Regions from separate parts of the Homo sapiens genome. Here region 2 is linked to region 1. Evidence: chromatin loops called from intact Hi-C (ENCODE). Cell type or tissue: breast epithelium. All regions are shown on one strand. Each heading gives the region's core, and the rest is flanking DNA. Links, peaks and the distances in the headings are about the cores only. Region 1 has its middle 26 kb from the start of DNAJB6. Region 2 overlaps UBE3C (ubiquitin protein ligase E3C).

Region 1 (5,374 bases), core at 164-5,163:
TCGGTATTTGTGGGTTTTAGATGGCTTTTTTTTTTTTTTTTTTTTTTGAGATGGAGTTTCGCTCTGTTGCCCAGGCTGGAGTGTAGTGGCACGATCTTGGCTCACTGTAACCTCTGCCTCCCGGGTTCAAGCGATTCTCCTGCCTCAGCCTCCCTAGTAGCTGGGATTACAGGCATGCGCCACCACGCCCGGCTAATTTTGTATTTTTAGTAGAGACGGGGTTTCTCCATGTTGGTCAGGCTGGTCTCGAACTCCCGACCTCAGTTGATCCGCTTGCCTCAGCCTCCCAACGTGCTGGGATTACAGGCGTGAGCCACCGCGCCCGGCCTTAGGTGGCTTCTTTACCGCATCCTGTTTCATCAGCAAGGCCTTTGTGACCTGTATCTTGTGCCACTTCCTATCTCATCTGGTGACTTGGAATGCTGACCCTCCTGGGAATGCAGCCCAGTAGGTGTCAGCCTCATTTTACCAGCCCCTGTTCCAGATGGAGTCGCTCTGGGTGAAATGCCTCTGACAGTACTCCCAGGCATGTGTGTGGAATTAGAATGATTTTCACCTGTTAAATCCGTTCTATGTCAATTTAATTCCTAGACCAGCCAAAGAACCAGCAGGGGTGGAAGGAAGCACAGGCTTTTCCTCCCTCCAGCTGGACAGCTTGTTGTAAATTCTCTTTGCCCAGCACTCGTCACAGGGGCTGGCCCTTTCCGAGCTCATGTCATGTTGTCATTTCCACACTCGATCCTAACTTTCCTTCATCGCGAGGTCTTTCCCACTGTAGGACACACGGGGCCACCTGTGAGTAGCGGAGACCCGTGGTACCAGGAGCCCACCTAACACTGCGGTCCCTGCCTCTCTCACCCAGACAGCTGCAGGGAGGTAGGTGAGGCTTGGGCAGCAGCCCTGCTCACACAGGGCCGGGGCTTCGGGACCCAACTGTACATTTCAGGCTGCAGGAGGGGAAGAATCAGTGAAACATGGGCCTCTGCTGCATCACGCTCAACCCTGGGCCTGACCTCGTTCTGTGGCCACACCCAGCCACAAGCAATGCCAGCCAAGAACCTAGAACCCAGGGCTTAGTTCTGAAGAACAAAGGGAAGATGCTCCCTGGAGGACACTGGCAGTTTCCACTTGGAAAAGTTATGCTTTCCAACTCGAATGGGCTGAGGTTTCCGTCCCAGTACCCTGGGTTCTCTAGTGACCAGAAAGACCCCTGGTCGAGACCAGGGAGCACCCACCACCTGATCAGGGACACGGAGATGGCTCTCAGATCGTCCAGCCATTCTGGGGAGGCCAGCCCCGCCATCCCCCAAAGATTGCGGTTAAATTTCTCCGCAGCTTCAGATGCATTTGCAGTTCTTTGGAACTTCAGGTATTTAAAGATTCTCCAACTGGGTTCAGGGCTCTGTCTGACTCCACAGTCATGACTCATAAATTGTGGTAATAACATAAATATTTGGGAAATGAATGAGGCTGGGAGCCTAGGAAGTGAGGATGTTACGGCTGGTGGAGGAGAAGGCTGAGACCCATACTGAAATTATAAATCTAAAGGGAAAGGAATGCAGAGTCGGTCCAGCAGCCACAATCTGGTATCTTGGTGGAGTGAGAGCCACACGAGAGGTTTCCTTGCCTCTCAGGTTAGTTCATCTTACCTAGATCACCTGAGGCCCCGCAGAATGGGAGCCATTGTTCCCTTCCATTAACAGCACACAAGGAGCAGTTGTCACCACTGGCAGAATAACAATGAGAGCATTATGATTGCATTTCCTATGAATGGAAGGCATCATTGCCATGATTTTTCCATTTGAAACTATTTCACTCTGAAGTGAGGAAAAGTACCAGATTAAAAAGAATGAAAGTTTCCTTGTTTTCAATTTGATAGAGACAAAATTACCACAAACTTGGCTTTATTTGCAATTCTAGAACTGGGAAACACCCCATTCTATAAAACAGAACGAGGGCTCCTGCGTGCTGGGTAGAGGAGGTTGGTTCTGTAAACAGAAAGGGGCTGAGGAGGCAGACACAGAACAAAAAGCAGATTGGTCATTTCCAAGAGGTTTTCCTTGGAAGGTTCCAGCAGAGGGGACTTCCTCATCATGCTGGCAAGACCTGGCTGGCTTGGGGCTATTCCCTGTCTCCTGGTTTCCTGGAAGGTGAGATGAACAAGTTAGTTTTGGCTTGGTGACGTGGAACTCTAGCATGAGTGGCTGTGTTTTGGGCTGGTCTACCAGGCCTAGAGCAGGAGCTCAGGCCAAACCAGTGCACTCCTGTATAGTGCAGCCTTGACATAACTAACTCCATCTTGAAGCCAGGCGGGGGCTCACACCTGTAATCCCAGCACTGTGGGAGGCCGAGACAGGCGGATCACTTGAGGAGTTTGAGACTGGCCCGAGCAACACAGTGAAACCTTGTCTCTACTAAAAATACAAAACTTAGCCAGGCGGGGTGGCGCACACCTGTAATTCCAGCTACTCGGGAGGCTGAGGTGAGAGGATTGCTTGAATCCGGGAGGCAGAGGCTGCAGCGAGCCGAGATCGTGCCACTGCACTCCAGCCTGGGTGACAGAGCGAGACCCTGTCTCAAAAAAACAAAAACAACGAACTCCATCTTGGAAAAAGACTCCATTTTCTATTTCATGGGGAACTCTGCCAACAAGGATGAGGCATTTTGCTTAATAAATAAGCCTGGGTGCGCTGGCTCGTGCCTGTAATCCCAGCACTTTGGGAGGCTGAGGTGGGCGGATCACCTGAGGTGGGGAGTTCAAGACCAGCCTGACCAACATGGAGAAACCCCGTCTCTACTAAAAATACAAAAATTAGCTGGGCGTGGTGGCGGGCGCCTGTAATCCCAGCTACTCGGGAGGCTGAGGCAGGAGAATCGCTTGAACCCAGGAGGCGGAGGTTGCGGTGAGCCAAGATCACGCCGCTGCACTCCAGCCTGTAATCCCAGCTACTTGGGATCCTGCCACTGCACTCCCAGCAGAGACCAGGACTCCTTTTGTCTTCTCGCCCTGTGGACTGGTTCATTAACACTCCCTCTCACCCTCCCTCCCTTCCTCCCTTCTTTCTGTCCTTCCTTCCTTTCTGAGTCTTGCTCTATCACCCCGCTGGAGTGCAGTGGCGTGATCTTGGCTCACTGCAATGTCTGTCTCCCGGGTTCAAGCAATTCTCCTACCTCAGCTTCCCGAGTAGCTGGGATTACAGGAGCTCACCACCATGACCAGATAATTTTTGTATTTTCAGTAGAGTTGGGGTTTCACCATGTTGGCCAGGCTGGTCTTAAATTCCTGACCTCAGGTGATTCACCCGCCTCGGCCTCCCAAAGTGCTGGGATTACAGACACGAGCTGCTGTGCCTGGCTCCTCTTTATTTCTTTTTATTTTTAAAATAAAAATTAAAAAGAGACAGGGTCTCACTAAGTTGTCCAGGCTGGTCTTGAACTCCTGAGCGCAAGTGAACATCCTGCCCCAGCCTCCCAAAGTGCTGGGATTACAGATGTGAGCCACCCTGCCTAGCTGCCTCTTTTTCCTTTTTTTTTTTTTTGAGACAGAGTCTCACTCTGTGGCCCAGGCTGGAGTGCAGTGGTGCAGTCTCAGCTCACTGCAACCTCTACCTCCCAGGTTCAAGTGATTCTCCTGCCTCAGCCTCCCAAGTAGCTGGCATTACAGGCACATGTTACCATGCCTGGCTAATTTTTGTATTTTTAGTAGAGACGGGGTTTCACAATATTTGCCAGGCTGGTCTCGAACTCCTGACCTCAAGTGATCCACCTGCCTCAGCTTCTTGAAGTGCTGGAATTACAAGTGTGAGCCAGCATGCCTGGTCCTCCGTTTCCTCTTGATTTTAAATGTTACTTAAATGTGGAGGCTAGGCACGGTGGCTCACACCTGTAATCCCAGCACTTTGGGAGGCCGAGGTGGGCAGATCATGAGGTCAGGAGTTTGAGACCAGCATGGCCAACATTGTGAAACCCCATCTCTACTAAAAATGCAGAGGTTGCAGTGAGCCGAGATCATGCCACTGCACTTCAGCTTGGGCCACAGAGTGAGACTCTGTCTCAAAAAAAAAAAAAAAAAGTTGTGGAATGTTTAACCTATAACATTTCTATATTGATTAAGTATACTATTACAGGTCAGGTGCGGTGGATCACGCCTGTAACCCCAGCACTTTGGGAGGTTGAGGCGGGAGGATTGCTTGATTCCAGGAGTTTGAGACAAGCCTGGGCAATGTAGTGAGACCCTGTCTCTATTTTTTAAATAACAGTAATAAAATAGAAAAAAAAACAAGAAAAAAAGTACACTATCGTGTTCAGTTTGCAACATTGACTGATCTGTGGAGAGGCTTGAGCCTGTGTGCCCACGTCTCTGACCACGGACTCACCAGGAAGTGGTGAGGAGAACTGTCTCCTTACGAACTCCATGGAGCTCATGGTTTTTGTGATTGAGGCAGCATCAGTAGAAGCCCGACACTGTGGAAAGACAAAACATGCAAGGACCTGGTTATCTCCAACCTTGCACGGCTCATGACACCTCCTATAAACTTTATTTAACAAATCTTATTTAAAGTATGGCCTGGCTGGGCACGGTGGCTCATGCCTGTCATCCCAGCACTTTGGGAAGCTGAGGTGGGAGGACTGCTTGAGCCCAGGAGTTTGAGACCAGCCTGGGCAACCTAGCTACCAAAAAAAATACAGAAAATTAGCCAGGTGTGGTGGCGCACACCTGTAGTCCTAGCTACTCAGGAAGCTGAGGTGGGAGAATCACCTGAGCCTGGGAGGTTGAGGCTGAGCCATGATCGCACCATTGCACTCCAGCCTGGGTGACAGAATCAGGCCCTGTCTCCAAAAAAATAAAGTATGGCCTTCCTAAATTGGAATTATTTCAACAATGTCCATTTTTTCTGATATAATTTCTGTTAAGTCATCAGTAAAATGTATCGATTACGTCTGGATTTACTTAAAAGAGCCTCCCTCTCGTGAACTGCCCCGAGTTGTACGTGCCCTAAAGTGAGGAAAGCATCTCGCCGAGCCGGTCCGGAGAGGCAGGCTATGTGCCTGTGTCCACTGCCTCCTGCCTCCAGTAAGCACACATCGTGTGTCCATCCAGCTAATGGCCAGATGAGCAACCTACCGCTGCACATGTATCCCTGGCTTGGGTGTTACTGCCGTGACCTTTAACCTCTTTTAACAATTGGAAGCCCACTGTGTGCCACCACGCCGAAGGCTGAGCATCTCTGGGGATGGAGAGTGAGGCGGCAGAGCTGCATGGGGCAGCGCAGGTGCACGTCGTCAATTCTCTGAATCAGAAAGTGAACTGGAGGTGAGTGTGAGGGAAGAGAATAAAAACCCGACCCAGCCCTGGGAGCGGGCTCTGCAGCGC
Region 2 (5,374 bases), core at 301-5,300, 80 kb before region 1:
AAGCAGGAAAGCAAGCTGGAGCCAAATGGCTTAGATGTGTTTACCTGATTCCCAAGGGTGACACGGACACTGACCCAGAGGTGGCGGGCACGGCAGGGCAGCACTGCATCCCTGCTGCTGTGCAGAGTGGCCCCATCTTGTCCATTCAGTCAGCGACCACTGCTCAGTGAATGGGAACTTGGTATTTCTGTGTGGTGGCTGTAAGCCTCAGTCAGTCCAGTAAATTGTATTTGCCCTATTTGACACATATCATAGACTATTTACACTCCAGGTACGGTAACTTCAAAATTACTGACACGTGTACATAGCAATCTAGGGATAGACAGGGTTTTGAGGAGATTGCATGGAGGCTCTATCAAACATTCTGCTAAACCCCTTTTCCAGAATGCTTCTAGAGGTTACATGTCCCTTGAGATGCTCCAGGGCAGATATGTTTGGGTGACTATGCACCAAAGCCAACAGAGGGCAGCAGCGCATGGGGCCTGTGAAAGTGTCGAATGTACACTACGTGCGGTTGCTTTCCCCTGACTTCATGCAGCAGCCTGTCCCCAACTCTCGTCCCCTCTCCTTCCCCCTATCTTTTCTGCAAAGCACCTGTAGAACATTCTTAGGGAAAGATAAAGGACATTTCACTTACTTCCCCAAAGCTGTTCTCTGATTCAGCCTGTTTATCAGAGCACATCTTAACTTGGTCCACCTTGTGTTTTTTTTGGTTTTGGATTTTTGTTTGTTTGTTTTTTGAAATGGAACTTCTCTCTTGTTGCCCAGGCTGGAGTGCAATGGCACAATCTTGACTCACTGCAACCTCCACCTCCTGGGTTCAAGCGATTCTCCTGCCTCAGCCTCCTGAGTAGCTGGGATTACAGGCATGCACCACCACGCCCGGCTAATTTTTTTTTGTATTTAGTAGAGACGGGGTTTCACCATGTTAGTCAGGCTGGTCTCAAACTCCTGCCCTCAGGTGACCCACCTGCCTTGGCCTCCCAAAGTGCTGGGATTACAGGCATGTGCCACTGCACCCGGCCTGTTTTTGGGGTTTTTAAATTTTTATTTTAGAGATGGGGGTCTCACTTTCAGCCAGGCTGGAGTGCAGTGGTGCAATCATAGCTCACTGCAGCCTCAAACTCCTGGGCTCAAGTGATCCTCTTGAGTAGCTGGAATTACAGGCACATACCACCATGCCCAGCTTTTCTTATATTTTGTAGAGACAGGGTCTTGCTAGTGTTGCCCAGGCTGGTCTTGGACTCCTGGCCTCAGGCAGTCCTTCTGCCTTGGCTTCCCAAAGTGCTGGGATTACAGAAGTGAGCCTCTGTGCAATGTTTTAATTTATTTATTTTTTTTTTTTTTGAGACTGTCACGCAGGTTGGGATGCAGTGGCACGATCTTGGCTTACTGCAACCTCTGTCTCCCAGATTCAAGTGATTCTCCGGCCTCAGCCACCCAAGTAGCTGGGATTACAGACATGTGCCACCTTGCCTGGCTAGTTTTTATATTTTTAGTAGGGATGGGGTTTCACCATGTTGGCCAGGCTGGTCTCGAACTCCTGACCTCAAGGCGATCCGCCCACCTCAGCGTCCCAAAGTGCTGGGATTACAGACATGAGCCACTGCACCTGGCCTTAATTTACTCTTCGTAGCAAATTATATAACCAGTAATTTTCCCCCCTTTTCAGCCAAATACAGCTTTTAAAAGATCACGTAGATCAGGGTTGTCCAATCCTTTGGCTTCCCTGAACCACATTGGAAGAGGAATAATTGTCTTGGGCCACAGACAAAATACACTAACAGTAGCTGATAAGCTTTTGAAAAAAAAAAAAAATTACAGGCCGGGCACGGTGGCTCACGCCTGTAATCCCAGCACTTTGGGAAGCCAAGGCGGGCAGATCACAAGGTCAGGAGTTCGAGACCAGCCTGGCCAATATGGTGAAACCCCATCTCTACTAAAAATAGAAAAATTAGCCAGGTGTGGTGGCACACGCCTGTAGTCTTAGCTACTTGGGAGGCTGAGGCAGAAGAATCACTTGAACCCGGGAGGCGGAGGTTGCAGTGAGCTGAGATGGCACCACTGCACTCCAGCCTGGATGACAGAGGCAGACCCCGTCTCAAAAAAAAAAAAAAAAAAAACCTCCTAATGTTTTAAGAATTTAGGTATCTGTATTGGGCCGCATTCAAAGCCATCCCGAGCCACATCGGCCTGTGGGCTGCAGGTTGAGGACAAGCTTGCTGTAGATTCTGGAGGACCAATTCCCTGAGAGTTTGTGGGGGCGGAGGTTGCAGTGAGCCGAGATCGTGCCACTGCACTCCAGCCTGGGTGACGGAGCAAGACTCTGTCTCAAAAAATAATGATAATATCATTGCTGTTTTGAGTCCTATGTTAAAATGTCCCTAAGATCCTCACACCCCTTCCTTAAGCCTTCCTGTAAGGCTAGTTGATGTTATTGCTTGCTTGTAACATCTTTCCTCCTCACCCTCCCATTTTTTTTTAACAGAGCCTGATTTGAAAAAGCGGATCCGTGTGCACTTGCTCAATGCCCATGGCCTGGATGAAGCTGGCATTGATGGTGGTGGTATTTTCAGAGAGTTTTTAAATGAACTACTGAAGTCAGGATTTAACCCCAACCAGGGGTTCTTTAAGACTACTAATGAAGGGCTTCTGTACCCCAACCCGGCTGCTCAGATGCTTGTGGGAGATTCTTTTGCCAGACATTACTACTTCCTAGGCAGAATGCTTGGAAAGGTAAAGTAACCTTCATATAAAAATAGACCTCGGACCAAAAGATGTTGACATTTTATGTTTATGTGTGGTTGTTATCCAGGTTTACCATAAAATACTGTTTGTTTTAAATTTGGATGCTAAATGTTGCAAAAGCACTGCACGAAACAAATTTGTATGGTTGTAAGTAGGTGCTATGGTTTGAATGTCCCCTCCAAACTCATGTTGAAACTTGATCCCCAGTGTGCCAGTATTCAGAGGTGGAATCTTTAAGAGGTGATTAGATCATGTGAGCTCGGCCGTCATGAATGGATGAGTGGTTTATTGTGGGAAGGGCCCTGGTGACTTTTTACAGGAGGGAGCCCCTAGCTTTGTGATGCCCTGTGCCGCCTCCGGACTCTGCAGAGTCCCCACCAATGAGAAGACCTCACCAGGGGCTGCCTCTGGACCATGGGCTCCTGGCCTTCCAGCTATAAGAAATGGATTTCAGTTTTTATTAATTACTCAGTTTCAGGTCTTCTGTTATAAGCAGTCAAAACGGACTAAGACAGTAAGTTACTGCCTAGTGACTATTAGTTTAATAGGACTGCCGCAACAAATTACCACACTCTTTGGGGGGGGAGGGAGGCTTAGAAAAACTGAAATTTATTATTTGACAGTTCTGGAGGCTGGAAGTCCAAACTCAGGGTGTCAGCAGCAGCATAGATTCCTTTTTAGAGGCTCTAGAAGAATCCATTCTTCTGGTTTTGCCAGTAGCCCTTGACCTTTTTTGGCTTGTAGATTCATCATTTTGATCTCTGCCTCTGTGGACTTCTCCCTGAGTGTCTCTGTCCAACATTGCCTTATTTTTTTTAATAAGGACACCTGTCATTGTATTGGGGTCTTCCCTGATCCAGTGTAACTTCATCTTAATTTGGTTATCTGCAAATACCTCATTTCCAAAGAAGGTTATATTCACAGATTAGGATTTGAATTTGTCTTTTGGGGGGACACAGCTCTACCTGTTAGGGTGACATTTATAAAGTTGAGTATTCAGGAATTGTTATTAGTTTGTTTGTTTGTTTGTTTGAGACGGAGTCTCTCCTTGCTCTGTTGCCCAGGCTGGAGTGCTGTGGCGCCATCTCTGCTCACTGCAAACTCCACCTCTCAGGTTCAAGGGATTGTCCTGCATCAGCCTCCTGAACAACAGGTGTGCACCACCACGCCCAGCTAATTTTTCTATTTTTAGAAGAGATGGGGGTTTCCACCATGTTGTCCAGAATGGTCTTTAACTCCTGACCTCAAGTGGTCCACCTGCCTTGTCCTACCAAAGTGCTGGGATTACAAGCGTGAGCCACTGCACCTGGCCTGTTATTCGCATTCTTAAATAAATTAGAAATTAATGTTGCTATTGTGATTAATTTCTGTAAGAATCAGAGCTATAATCATTTTCAACTTTGTAATAAAATTTCTTTGTCTCATTGGTGGTTCTGTTTTCCGAGAAGCATAGTGCATGGAGTCGCCTGTTTTGAGAAGCAGCTTAATTGAAAAATCAGTGCCTGCAAAACAGGTGGTGCTTTTAGGACTTCTTTTACATAACAGTTTTATTAAAATATAACTCACATTATGGAAAATTGAACCTTTTAAAGTGTACAGTTCAGTGGTTTTTAATATATTCACTGTGTTATGTGACCATCACCAATATCAAACTTGGAAGCAATGTCATCATCCCAAAAAGGAAACGCTAGGTAGTCACTCCCTATCCTGCCCTTCCTCCCCCAGCCCTGGCCAACCACTAGTCTACTTTCAGTCTGTATGGATTTTTTTTTTTCTAGACATTTCATATAAGTGGAATCATTTGTTATATCAACTATAAATTTGTGACCTTTTGTGATTGGCTTCTTTGATTTAGCATGTTTTCAGGTTTCATTCATGTCGTAGTATGTCAGAGCTTCACTCATTTGAAGGGCCAAATCTTATTTCATTGTATGGATATACCACACTTTGGGGTTTGTTTTTTTCATTTTGAAACAGGTCTTTCTCTGCCACCTAGGCTGGAGTGCACTGCTACAAACACGGCTCAGTCCTGCGCTTAAGGAGGCCTCCTGCTTTCAGCCTCCCGAGTAGCTGGGACCACCGTTGCTTGCTACCACACCTGGCTAATTATTTCATTTTATCGTAGAGGCAGGGTCTTGCCATGTTGCCCAGGCTGGTCTTGAACTCCTGGCGTCAAGCAATCCTCCTGCCTCAACCTCTCAAAAGGCTAGAATTACAGGTGTGAGCCACCACACCCAGTCACCGCATTTTGTTTACTTACTCATCCCAGGCTGGAGTGCAGTGGTGCATTTGCATTGGGAATTTGCATTGTTTCCACCTTTTAGCTATTGTGAATAATGTTACTGCAAACATTTGTATACAAGCTGTTATTTGGACATAGGTTTTTTGTTTTTCTTGGGCATATACCTAGACATGGAAGTGTTAGGTCATACAGTACTCCACGTCAAAGTGTCTGCAACCTTTTACAATCCCACCAACAATTTGTGAAGGTTTCAGTGACTCCACATCGTTGTCAGCACTTACTTAGTGTTGTCTTTTTCATTACAGCCATTCTAGTGGGTGGGAATTGGTATCTCATTGTGGTTTTAATTTCCCTGGTGACTAATAATGTTGACCATCTTTTCAT

What was found. A loop is a pair of places that touch in the nucleus more often than their neighbours do. Peaks named below come from ENCODE experiments on the same cell type or tissue, not always from the same donor. Only the 100,000 strongest peaks of a DNase experiment are listed, where the experiment ranks them.
Region 2: it touches region 1 in a loop (19-fold over the local background); 1 of 110 quality-filtered maps calls a loop at or near these places.

Annotation. Positions count from the first base shown.
Region 1 is chr7:157,308,778-157,314,151 of GRCh38, forward strand. No RefSeq gene overlaps it. Among named protein-coding and RNA genes, the nearest start is that of DNAJB6, 26 kb to the right of the region's middle. RefSeq lists enhancers at 1-501, 502-1,043, 1,044-1,583, 1,584-2,125, 2,126-2,665 and a silencer at 1,538-1,832. In breast epithelium, for the core only: no CTCF peak of the experiment used is centred there; DNase peaks (open chromatin) are centred at 1,381, 1,664 and 2,134; H3K27ac peaks cover 3,086 bases.
Region 2 is chr7:157,228,592-157,233,965 of GRCh38, forward strand. UBE3C (ubiquitin protein ligase E3C) reads left to right here. Exons shown (of 23, transcript NM_014671.3): 18 at 2,489-2,736. Among named protein-coding and RNA genes, the nearest start is that of UBE3C, 92 kb to the left of the region's middle. In breast epithelium, for the core only: no CTCF peak of the experiment used is centred there; no DNase peak of the experiment used is centred there.